Linked DNA regions of Homo sapiens: all the other regions are linked to region 1. A link is a contact called in ENCODE Hi-C or POLR2A ChIA-PET data. All regions are on one chromosome and are shown on one strand. The core of a region is the stretch at or near the end of the contact, and the rest is flanking DNA. Distances in the headings are between cores, read along the strand shown.

The links. Hi-C counts contacts between places; a loop is a spot of excess contacts on that map. ChIA-PET counts read pairs that join two places held with the same protein, here RNA polymerase II (POLR2A). Pooled maps may share reads with other maps.
Region 2: a pooled map shows a loop between it and region 1 (13-fold over the local background). The contact joins the promoter of CCDC13 here to the promoter of ABHD5 in region 1. A Hi-C loop is called at or near these places in 3 of 37 single-sample maps with no recorded cell type and 8 of 50 pooled maps.
Region 3: a loop to region 1 is called in a pooled map, with 15 times the contacts of the local background. The contact joins the promoter of ZNF445 here to the promoter of ABHD5 in region 1. A Hi-C loop is called at or near these places in 1 of 37 single-sample maps with no recorded cell type and 8 of 50 pooled maps. POLR2A ChIA-PET finds 5 or more read pairs at or near these places in 1 of 52 experiments (activated CD4-positive, alpha-beta T cell).
Region 4: a map of endothelial cell of umbilical vein shows a loop between it and region 1 (7-fold over the local background). The contact joins the enhancer-like site here to the promoter of ABHD5 in region 1. A Hi-C loop is called at or near these places in 2 of 168 maps with a recorded cell type or tissue (chondrocyte and endothelial cell of umbilical vein) and 11 of 50 pooled maps. POLR2A ChIA-PET finds 5 or more read pairs at or near these places in 2 of 52 experiments (H1 and activated T-cell).

What each region holds. Positions count from the first base shown.
Region 1 is chr3:43,689,589-43,692,232 of GRCh38, reverse strand. ABHD5 (abhydrolase domain containing 5, lysophosphatidic acid acyltransferase) reads right to left here and starts at 1,295. Exons shown (of 7, transcript NM_016006.6): 1 at 1,194-1,295. The coding sequence starts at 1,240. It also overlaps a transcript of ANO10 not described here. RefSeq lists a silencer at 644-1,123.
Region 2 is chr3:42,771,959-42,774,602 of GRCh38, reverse strand. It overlaps CCDC13 (coiled-coil domain containing 13), which reads left to right and starts at 1,350. Exons shown (of 16, transcript NM_144719.4): 1 at 1,350-1,427. CCDC13-AS2 (CCDC13 antisense RNA 2) reads right to left here. Exons shown (of 2, transcript NR_122070.1): 2 at 968-1,398. RefSeq lists an enhancer at 1,170-1,339 and a silencer at 1,470-1,629.
Region 3 is chr3:44,476,347-44,478,990 of GRCh38, reverse strand. It overlaps ZNF445 (zinc finger protein 445), which reads left to right and starts at 1,321. Exons shown (of 8, transcript NM_181489.6): 1 at 1,321-1,400. LOC101928529 (a long non-coding RNA gene) reads right to left here and starts at 1,301. Exons shown (of 4, transcript XR_940785.4): 1 at 782-1,301; 2 at 322-409. RefSeq lists silencers at 1,344-1,503, 1,524-1,573.
Region 4 is chr3:43,160,925-43,163,568 of GRCh38, reverse strand. No RefSeq gene overlaps it. Among named protein-coding and RNA genes, the nearest start is that of POMGNT2, 56 kb to the right of the region's middle. Within about 2 kb of position 1,293, at least 7 of the 41 ENCODE cell types and tissues checked have a DNase peak (open chromatin) inside an H3K27ac peak, as active enhancers do.

The DNA.
Region 1 (2,644 bases), core at 46-2,545:
AATTTTTCCCCATGACATCTTTCCAAATATCCCTGTCTTCATGGTACTCCATATTCTATCATTTAGGTTATGTTTCCTAGGCAAATTTCTCCAGACGTCTGAAGTAGAACCGACGTCAAAAAATTAAATATATATGGGGGAAGTTTACTTTCCAATACAAACGACAGGCCTTGAGAAACAAGGCAATAACCTCCATAACAATTTAATTATTCCACTCATTAACTACTATTCTTCTACTAACAAGTGCAAGAAGTCATTTAGGTGTAGAAAAGAATAAACTCACTATACCTGTATATAAAAAAGTTTCACATTAGACATCTGCCCTCCAACTTCCACAGTTTCCTATACATTATGTGTGTTCTTCTAAGGCACATGCAACACACACTTCGCCAGTAAAGCCAGAATAATCCCAGAAGCGCAAACAAATAAGGGACAGTGGAGCTTGCAAGCCAAAGACCTTCATCCGAAAGATGAATTATGACATTTGAACGTGTATCTCTATCTTAAGGGCTAACTTTCTTTCTATGAAGTATCTGAAACTCACAGCCATACACCCACTTCCCTCACTCCTTCTCCCCTCCCTCCTTCCCGGCACCCCCGCCCTCCCGCCGCTTCCCGGGCGAATTCGGGCCTCTAATATCCCCTCCAAGGAAGCGCCGCCCCTTCCTACGGCTACGGGAAGGATCGTCCAGTGGCTGAGGCTGGACAGAGCACAGGTAGTACCTGTAGACGGAAGCCGCGATGGGAGGCTGACAGACCCGGTCATTTCCCGCGCCTCGCAGTCAGGTGCAGGGTCGACCGGGCACCGCCCGCCGGCGGCATTGGGGCAGGCCGGGTCCCTTGGCAGAGCCCGAGCCGGTGCGGCCGCCGCGGCCAGCTCCGTCGCCGGCCCGCGGGGTGGCTTATACAACAACGGGGCGGACCCTCCGCGCGGGGTCAAGGCGGCCTCCCGGCGCGGCCGGAGTCCGGCTCAGACACCTCGGGGCCCCGACGCTGAGGGGAGCCTCTCCCAGGCAGAGCGGCGCCGGGACGCCTCTGGGCGCCGCGCGGACTCATGCCGGGGAGGGTCGAGGAAGCCGCCCGTCGTCGCCAGGCGGGCGGCGACTCCTTGGTGCTGCCCGCTGGGCCCTAACCCGGCCCGCGCGGAGGGTGCGCGCCGGAGACACACGAAGCCCCCTGCCGGCTGCGCTTACCTCTCTCCGGTGTCGGCAGAGTCCACCTCCTCCTCCTCCGCCGCCATAGCCGCCGCCGCGCAAGCGCCGGGACTTATCTCGAAGCCGGCTGACAGGCCGACTGGGCCGCCCCGGGCTGGCGCGGCACTTAAGGCGGCGCAGGCCGCCAGCGCATGCGTCTTCCGCGCACTAGCACGGCCCGGCGGCGCGCCCGCGTTTGCGCGTGCGCGGCCTTGCCTCCGGCTTTGCGTCCGCCATCCCCAGCCAGCATGCACTAGTTCTCCCGCCCGACGCTCCCGGGTGTAAGCGCGGGGCGGGACAGTCAGCCCAGAGGGACTGGCGAGACTCACCCGAATGAGTTAGGTGTTTTAGCTAATTTGAATAATGACTGTATTCATGCATCACCCCGTCGGTGTTGGCTGTCAGGTGGCACCTTGGGGACGGAGGTGCGTCCGGTCCTGGAAGAGCCTAGCTAGTGTCCGATAGATGGTGCAGTGGCAAATGAAATGGCGTAATCGAGGTGCTGTGTGGCGTCCCGCCAGCCTTTCCCCGCGGGTTGGGGGGCCAGGGGGAGAGGGCGACTCACAGGAGCCTTCAGTCAGTTGAGCACTGCTCTAGGTGCTGATGTTACTGTAGTGGCCAGAGCCAGCAATTTCCCTCCCACTCGACTCTCTAGATACCTGGGAGGGTGAAAAGAGTCGGTGTTGGCCGGGCGCGGTGGCTCAGGCCTGTAATCCCAGCACTTTGGGCGGCCAAGGCGGGCGGATTTTCTGAGGTCGGGAGTTGGAGACCAGCCTGAGCTGAAGAAACCCCGTCTCTATTAAAAATACAAAATTAGCCGGGCGCGGTGGCGCATACCTGTAATTCCAGCTACTCGGGAGCCTGAGGTAGGAGAATCGCTTGAACTCGGGAGGCGGAGGTTGCGGTGAGCCGAGATCGCACCATTGCACTCCAGCCTGGGCAACAAGAACGAAACTCCGTCTCAAAAAAAAAAAAAAAAGTCTATGTTTAGGTACTTCGAGTTATTGAGGTGAAATGACTAACCTAAATAGCAGTATTTCTTGACCTGTTTTCAAGCCTTTTAGCAATCAGGTGCAACCTGCTTTTGGAATTCTGCCACCCACTACTACTCATCCATTTATGTTTGGTGTGTGTCTACTATGGGCTCACTTTGTTCTAGGTGCTTGAAAACAATGGGTTGAAATACTGCTCCTGTTTTGATAGATCCTACGCGAATATATTAACCTTTATTTTAGACTCAGTTCATTGTTCTCCTTCCCTGACTCTCCTCCCTCTTTTTCTCTCCTCTGAGCCCCACTGTAAACCTGTCTTTATCACCCATCTAGCTCTCAGGTTCTCAGCCTTGTGTAATTGTTACAGCTTTTAAATAAACATTATCGAATATCTTTCCAACTACACGAGAAAGTCCTCTAGGATAGGAATGGTGTCTTCTGTAATTTAGAGGGGGGAAA
Region 2 (2,644 bases), core at 101-2,600, 920 kb after region 1:
CCACATAGTCCCATCGTGGTCATGAGGCAAACGAATGATACTCCCCACTACACACACCATTTAAAAAAAACCCTAATCCTTTGAGGCTCACATCTACCTGAATCCTACTCTTTATCCTGTCTCTCTTTGCTGCCACCTGTATATTATACGTCTCCCACCCTCAGCTCACCAGGCAGCAATTGGAGACCAACGGGAAAGATCCATTTTTCCTTTATCAGGAAACTTCGGGTTTATACCTGCAGTGCTGATGGCAGTCTAGTGCCGTATCTTATGTATGCATGTCTATGGGATGGGTATTCATTCACCTTATGAGGAAAAAAAATAGAAAAACAACTGCCAAGGTTTTCAAATTATGAAGTCCTGGATAAATATTTGGGCAGGAGCTGTGGCTCACGCCTGTAATCCCGGCACTTTAGGAGGCCAAGGTGGGCGGATCACCTGAGGTCAGGAGTTCAAGACCAGCCTGGTCAACATGGTGAAACCCCGTCTCCACTAAAAATAAAAAAATTAGCCAGGTGTGGTGGCGGGTGCCTGTAATCCCAGCTACTCAGGAGGCTGAGGCAGGAGAATCGCTTGAACCTGGGAAATGGAGGTTGCAATGAGCTGAGATCGCACCACTGCACTCCAGCCTGGGCGACACAGCGAGACTCTATCATAGATAGATAGATAGATTAGATAGATAGATAGATAGAAAGAAATCTCCCTTGAATCATCTTTCCTAGAAATTTGCCTCCCACCCCCATATTGCCCTGAAATATAGTAGTGTCTTACATTGGAAGGTGCCATTTAAAAAAAAAAAAACAAGTATTTTCCTTTATGAAAATAAACGATGTTCATTATTTTAAAAATTCTCTAAAGTGTAAAAATAAAAACACAGCACTGCTATTCCACCACCCAAATATAACCACTTTTAATATTTCTATTTCGGTCTTGTTTTAGTGCCTAGTTTGAAATAAACACAACTTTATTTATTTAGCATTGCTATATTGCGTCCTGCTTCCTTCACTCACCATCATAACATGGCCTTTCCCCACACTGTTTTACATTTTTCAAATATATCTGAATGGCTACTTTAAATTTCATGGTGAGATCGTTCGCTTTTTAACTCCCCAACAGGAGAGCGGAATGGGCATCTCTGTGCAGAACGTTTGGTCCACAAAACTTTTTTAAAAATATACTCCAGAAGATTTAAAATCTCCAGCGCACTCGAGATCGTGCTCGCTTGGATCCAGCCCAGCGCGCCATCAGCGCCTCTGTCACTTTCAGAACTCTTGGCGCCCCCTCGGCCCCCGTAGAGTAGCGTTGAAAACGCGCAAGTGACGTCGCTTGTTTCCCTGGTGACGGTTGCCAGGGCAGCGCGTGTCGGCGTCCGGAGGAGGTGACCTAGCCGCCGCGGTCCTAGAAGGGAGAAGTGGAGAGAGACCGCTGTAAGTGCCGGGGAGAGCGGAAGGGCCCGGGCCGGAGCTGGGAAAGCCCGCAGCTGCCGGGGGCGCGGAACCGAGCCCGAGCGCAACCCCAGCCCGAGCGCGCTGCCACTGGCCGGGCGCTCACCGCGTGCTGGGCGCCCAGCGAGGACTCTTCCCCTTCGTCCTTTGAATCTTCACACACAGCCCTCTTCTAACCCAGGCAGACGCTTATTTTCCATGCAGTACATGGGTTAATGAGGCGCAGAGGGTGGGTCGCCTGCCCCAAAGTCATAGCGTAGATGGCACAGTCAGAACTCGAACTCAGGTCCGCCTGACAAGCGCTGTTTGCTGGGCCTCTGCCACTGGGCCCTCTCGCACCGCACTGAAAGATGCGACCCGACGGCGTGCACTTCCGCATCTCCCAGTTCCCCTTCCAGGCCCAGCCCCCACAGGACTGGGGACTCGCAAGAGGGAGTTCCCCTCCAAGCCCGGAGTCCAGCCCTGAGAACCAGAGCATCACCCCGCTCCCATCCCAAACCCATCCCTACGAAGATGCTAGCAGTGCACAGAGCGCCAAACTAGGCATCCGTGGGCGGCCTCCCCACACCTCCAGGCCCCTAGACTGTTGTTGAGAATACTCGAAAAGAACACAGTAAAAGAAAAGAAGAAAGAGAAGGAGAGGGGAAGAGAAAAACAATGAAAAAAGTGGCAGGCCGATGGGGCAAGGGGTCTCAATCCTTCCTCACTGGTCCCTGTCACCTATGGTCCCATATCCTGTGGGATCTTGCTTCCTCATAGGACTCCAGAGTGCATGCCACTCTTCCTACTCCCTGGCTCTAAGTCCTACCTGAGCCAAGAGTTCTTTCCATGCAGCTCTAGCCTTTACTTTATTTTTTTTATTATTACTTTTTTTTTTTTTTTTTTTTTTTGACGGAGTCTCGCTCTATCGCCCAGGCTGGAGTGCAGTAGCGCGATCTTGGCTCATTGCAACCTCTGCCTCCCAGGTTCAAGCGATTCTCCTGCCTTGGGCTCGAGTAGCTGGGATTACAGGCGCCCGCCACCATGCCTGGCTAATTTTGGTATTTTTAGTAGAGATGGGGTTTCACCATGTTGGCCAGGCTGGTCTCAAACTCCTGACCTCAGGTGATCCACCCACCTCAGCCTCCCAAAGTTTTGGGATTACACGCATGAGCCACCACGCCCGGCTTAGCCTTTACTTTTAAAAGAAAATAGACTTA
Region 3 (2,644 bases), core at 72-2,571, 790 kb before region 1:
ACCCTGCTGTGACACTTGGGAGACTGAGTTTCCTGGATTGCCCTCTGGCTTCCAGTTGAGTTGGGCCAATGGGAAGCCCTGGCAGGAGATCAGAAGAGAGCTGGGTTCAGGTTATTTATTACCTCAGCTTCCTTTGTGCTGGACTATGGCTTGGATGTAGCCCTCAACTGAAAGCCACAGTTTCTCTCAGATGGCCTGCTCCTAGGGGTGAGAATAGCTTCTAAATTTTGCTAGCCATGGGATTCTGCACCACTCCGTGTTGCATTTCCTTAACCCTGTCCACTTTGTGTAAATCGCCCCTTGTGAACTCTCCCCACTTACCTTGTTTGAATGTGCCATCTGTTTCTCTATCACCTTGTCACCATCTTCCTGGTGTTCAGGATCTATTCTCTGTTTCCATCTTTGGTGACTGGGGCATTAAAAAGGGGTGGATCAGATGAGTAAAGCAAAGCCTCAGGGCACAGATGGGCATCATCAATGCCCATCTGAAAGATCAATCGTCAACATGTTGCAGCCTGCCACTAGGAAGCACAAACCAGAGGACTACCAGGACAGCAGCTTGTAGCATGCCCTCCAATGGCAGCAGATGGCCTTATGGCTTTGGCTGTGCACCCTCAAGGTTCTCTGGCACTGGCAATAGATGACATTTGCTCCTACAGGGGGTGGGCAACCTCTCCAGGTTGCTTCACCTCCTCTTCAAGCAGCCCCTCCACCCCCTACCCCCAACCTACTCCTCCCAGATTCCACATATTATTGGGCAATGGCATCATTGTTCACTCACCAGGCGAGCCTAGTTAGAATTCACCCACAGGAGAAAACGAGTGAAGGCCGTGGGAAGCTAAAGTATGGTGCACCTCTGAGCTGGCTATGAACAAGTATTCCTGGGTATGGTGATGATGGGGATGAGCTCGTCTTGGAAAGGCAGGAGTTCTGGCACCTAGCTTCCCGTAGGATCTGGTTCCCCTCTTTGAAGTGTACCCAGGCGAAGAATGAGTGGCTCCCTTAACCCCTTCTCCTGGCCAGGACCAGTCTGCTAGATACTGCTGGCCCTATTTTCACCCCTAGCTTTGGATCCCTTTCTTCCCTGGAGGGAAAGAGGCCTTCAGGGCAGCCCCGCAGACACGACAGGAGGGATGCAAGAAAACAGGCGCGGCTGGGCATCCGAGCGTGGAAGGGAAATGTCCAACTGAGGGAGGTGAGGGATGTTGGACAAGCCCCGCCGCCCGCCGCACCGGAGCCGGAGAGAAGCAGAGACGTTGGGCCTCCCAGTTTCCTAGAGAGGCCGCGGAGGGCCCCGGGCGCCGACGCGCGTGCGCGACTGGAGCCGCCGGGAGGTAGGCGCGGGACGGGCGGCTGCGGTGGCGGCGGGTGGACCGATTGTCGCTCGGCGGCGGGAGTCGGTGAGAGGCCTGGCGGGGCGCGGGGGTGGGGGTGGCGGCATTGCGGGCGCGGGGCTCCCCGAAGTCCGCGGCATTCTCGGGCCTGCCCGGGCGGCGGACGGGGCCCGGCCTGGAGGCTGCGCCCGTGGCGGGGGTCTGGCGGTGGATCCCGCCCCCGCCACGCTGAGGGCGTATCTAGAACCTCTTTGCCTCCCAGGCGTCCGGGGTAGAGAATCTGGAGCCCGGGTTTCTCCGGGCTTTCTCGTTTCATCCAATTCTGCATATAAAGCGTATTTATCAGAGACAATTAGATAACACGGGAAAGTAGAAGAAAAGTAAAAGTAGCCGCAATCCTGAAATCTGTCTCCAGGCCTCCTGACATTTAAAATATCTGTGCATAATTCTGCACACTGACATCCATAAATATATATTACGAAATGAGAGCGTGCTCTTGCTTTTTAAAAAACCTGTTAGTATTATTGTGAGGAAACAATATTGTGCCAAAATAACACATAACATTTACCATACAATACATAAACGTTTACCATTTAACCATTTGGAAGTGTGTAATTCAGTGACATTAAGTATATCCATACTACTGCTTTTTAAAAATTATAATCTCCTGAATTTGTAGAATGCATTTGTTCTTATTTTGGCTAAAATTAGTGCTGGCATTATGACACCACTAAAACATTTTTTTTTTGGCGAGGATAATTAAGAAATCGTGTTTGCAGTTTATTTTCTGTAGGAGACACATTTGCATGAAGCTCTAAATGGTGAAGTGACATTTGTGCAGAAAAATAGCAAAATCTTGTTTGTCAGGGTGGTTATCTTTCACAATGAAGTAACTAGTATATAAAATGCAGTTTTTAAACAAAGGCAGAGCTCTAACCTGCAGCGATTGTAGCACACTCTGACTTGCACAGGCCTAAGAGATCAGAGTATTGTCTCCTTCCGAATTTAAAAGTGGTGGCCAGGAAAGAATGTTATTCTGTTTCAAACGGCTTGTAGTGCAAAACTAAAAACTCAGTATTAGGTTGGTTGTTTTGCAAGGAAGTGCCAGGGAGTGGTTTGAGCAGTAATTTGATTAAGCAGTTTCAGAGAGCCTCCATGTGTTGTGTGTGTGTCTGCGTGTGTGTGTGTGCATGCATGTGTGTGCATATTCAGGGACCAAAGAATTAGGCTGCTCTTTTATGTTATCTTAATGAAAGGCAGACACATTTTGGTTAGAAAAAAAAAAAAGTCTTACTGTAAGCCGAAAAGAT
Region 4 (2,644 bases), core at 44-2,543, 530 kb after region 1:
GGATGGGTGAGGAGATGGGCTGGTGGAACCCTGGAACCCTGCTCCTGCACTGTTTCCTGGGAGAAGAATTTGTGCCTGCTCCCAAGTGCAATATATGGAGCCCCATGACTTAGAGTCAGAAAGATATGCCTTTAAGTGCCTGCTCCTTATTGACTCTCCATGAGACCTTCATAAGGGTGAATTCCTTAAGCTCTGGGTGTCGATTTGTTCATTTTGAAAATGGAAATCAGAGTATGCACCACTTGCTGTGTTAGGGGAAAGATTAAATTGCTAATGCCTAAGACCTGATAAACACCACTGGCACCACACTAAGGATTCATCTTGGGTCGTAAAAAGTGACATTCTGCTCTTATCATAAAGAGCCCCCCGCCCCACCTCCACAACCCTATTTCGAATAAAGGACATACCAGTTTCTGCAAATTTGGTCTTATTTAAAGCCAAGCAGAGGTGGCTTTTATGTGATGTGACATAAAAATTCAGACTGAGCCCTGTTTTGCTTTCTCTTTTGGCTGCTAACTTGACCTAGCTGCCTTTCTTCCCCTCACACCACGGGAGTTCGGGTTGCCAGGTAAAATCAGCACAAGTCTAACACTTCCTGTCAGCTCAACCTGAGTTTCTTCCACTTATGCTGTCTGCAGTGGCTTCGGCATCCCGAGCCAAGGGGCCAAGGGTGATGTGTGGCTGTGCTGACACATCCCCTTCCCCTTGAGTAGCCCTGGGACCTGGGATGCGGGAGAGGGAGCAAGTGAGCCAGTGCTCAGAGAACAGCCACCTACAGACCCCTAGGCAGGAGACCCCAAAAGGCCGCACTTAGCCTCCACAAAGAACCAGGCCCTCTTCCTCAGCGGAACCATTTCCAGAACGCAAAGCATCCTCTGGGGAGGTCCAGCTGCTGTGCCTTTGCCACTTCTCAGTGCTGAGCTGGTTTGGCAGGGAATGTGGCAGGCAGCAGTTGGCAGTCACAAGGGTCAGAGGAGCATTCTGTGGCATTTATACAGAGTCACGTTTCTGACTTGACTGAAAGTAGAATCTTTAATAATATATAGGTTTTAAGTGACTGAGGGTTGCTCTTGCCAAATCCTAGCATAAAGCATATTTTTACAGCTGGGATGATAAATCCCTGAAAGACGGCACTTACCATGGAAACGCTGACACAGCCTTTCATTCCCTTCACAGTGATTAAAATCCTTATTTCAATTTGTTTTTCTTTATTTTGAGCTAGAGTCATTTGCAAGCCCAGGAATACATCTCTCTGTGAAAGAAAACGAAATGCTGCCCTCTGTCAGAAATAAAATGAAACTGTTCTTAACTCACTGCAGTGGTACAAATCTCGCCTTGAAGAATCATGAAAACCCAGGAAATCAGGCTTTCTAGCCAGAGTAGAAACTCCTGCAGAACTTACCTTGTTTCCTAGGGAAAGTAAGACAGAGACAGGAAGGCAGGCAACCAACGGTGTGTTATCAAACCAGGGGCCACTATGGGCATCTGGAGATTTAGCCTTTGAGGAATTCCGGGAGCCATTGCAGCCAGTGCACATCAGGACCATCCTGCCTACAAGGTGGGATGCTCTGGGGTGTTTGTTCGCCAGTTCCCACCAGTCACTGGTTTCAAGCTGCCGCACATCAGTGCTTATGCATTTCTGGCCTGCTGCTCATTGCGGGCTCCAATGGCCAGAGGGAGCCCTCAGGCAAAGAGATGCAGATTTGGCAGTTGGAGGCCCAGCCCTTGTGCTGGTGAGGCTTGAGTGCATATAGGGAGCCCTGATCTGTCCACTGATCCCACTCTCCATTATCCCTTTTATGCTTCTTTGGACTGTTTTATTTGCAAGTATATTTAATATGGTTTGGATGTTTGTCCCCTCCAAATCTCATGTTGAAATGTAATCCGCAGTGTTAGAGGTGGGGCCTAGTGGAAGGTGTTGGGGTCAAGGGGGCAGATCCCTGATGAATGGCTTGGTGCCCTCCCCATGGTAATGAATGAGTTCTCAATCTTAGTTCACAGGAGAGCTGGCTATTTAAAGGAGGCTGGCACCTCTTCCTCCCTCTCTTGCTCACTCTCTCGCCCTGTGACATGCTGGCTTCCCTTCCCTCCTGCCATGACTAAAAGCTTCTTGACGCCTCATCAGAAACCAAGCAGATGTGGGCTCCATGCTTCTTGTACAGTCTGCAGAACTGTGAGTCAAATAAACTTCTTTTCTTTATAAATTACCCAGTCTCAGGTATTCCTTTATAACAACACAAAATAAGCTAACACAATATTTCATTCCCTTGGGGTTCAGGGAATTCCCTCTGTTTATCCAAGTCTTATCATCCGTGCTGAACCAAAAGCTCAGTGATCCTACTAACCAAATGCCCAGGAATGTCTTTCTACCTTTCCAAATCTTGTAATTGGAAAATCCATAATTGACCTGGCCACATGTCTTAATTTGCCAGTGAGATCTCAGCAGTGTTTCTCATTTAATAGCTGATGTGGTCTCAAATTTCCCAACCTAACAAGGCTTCATTCAACTCTGCAGATCATATTAGAACTTGGCCTAATGAGACCTGAGCATTTCCCTGATTCTGCACATGGTCAGAGCTTGGCAACAGGGTTTTCCAGAGTGTTCCACAGATAATCAGTCTGGAGAGATATTCCTCAGAATGGG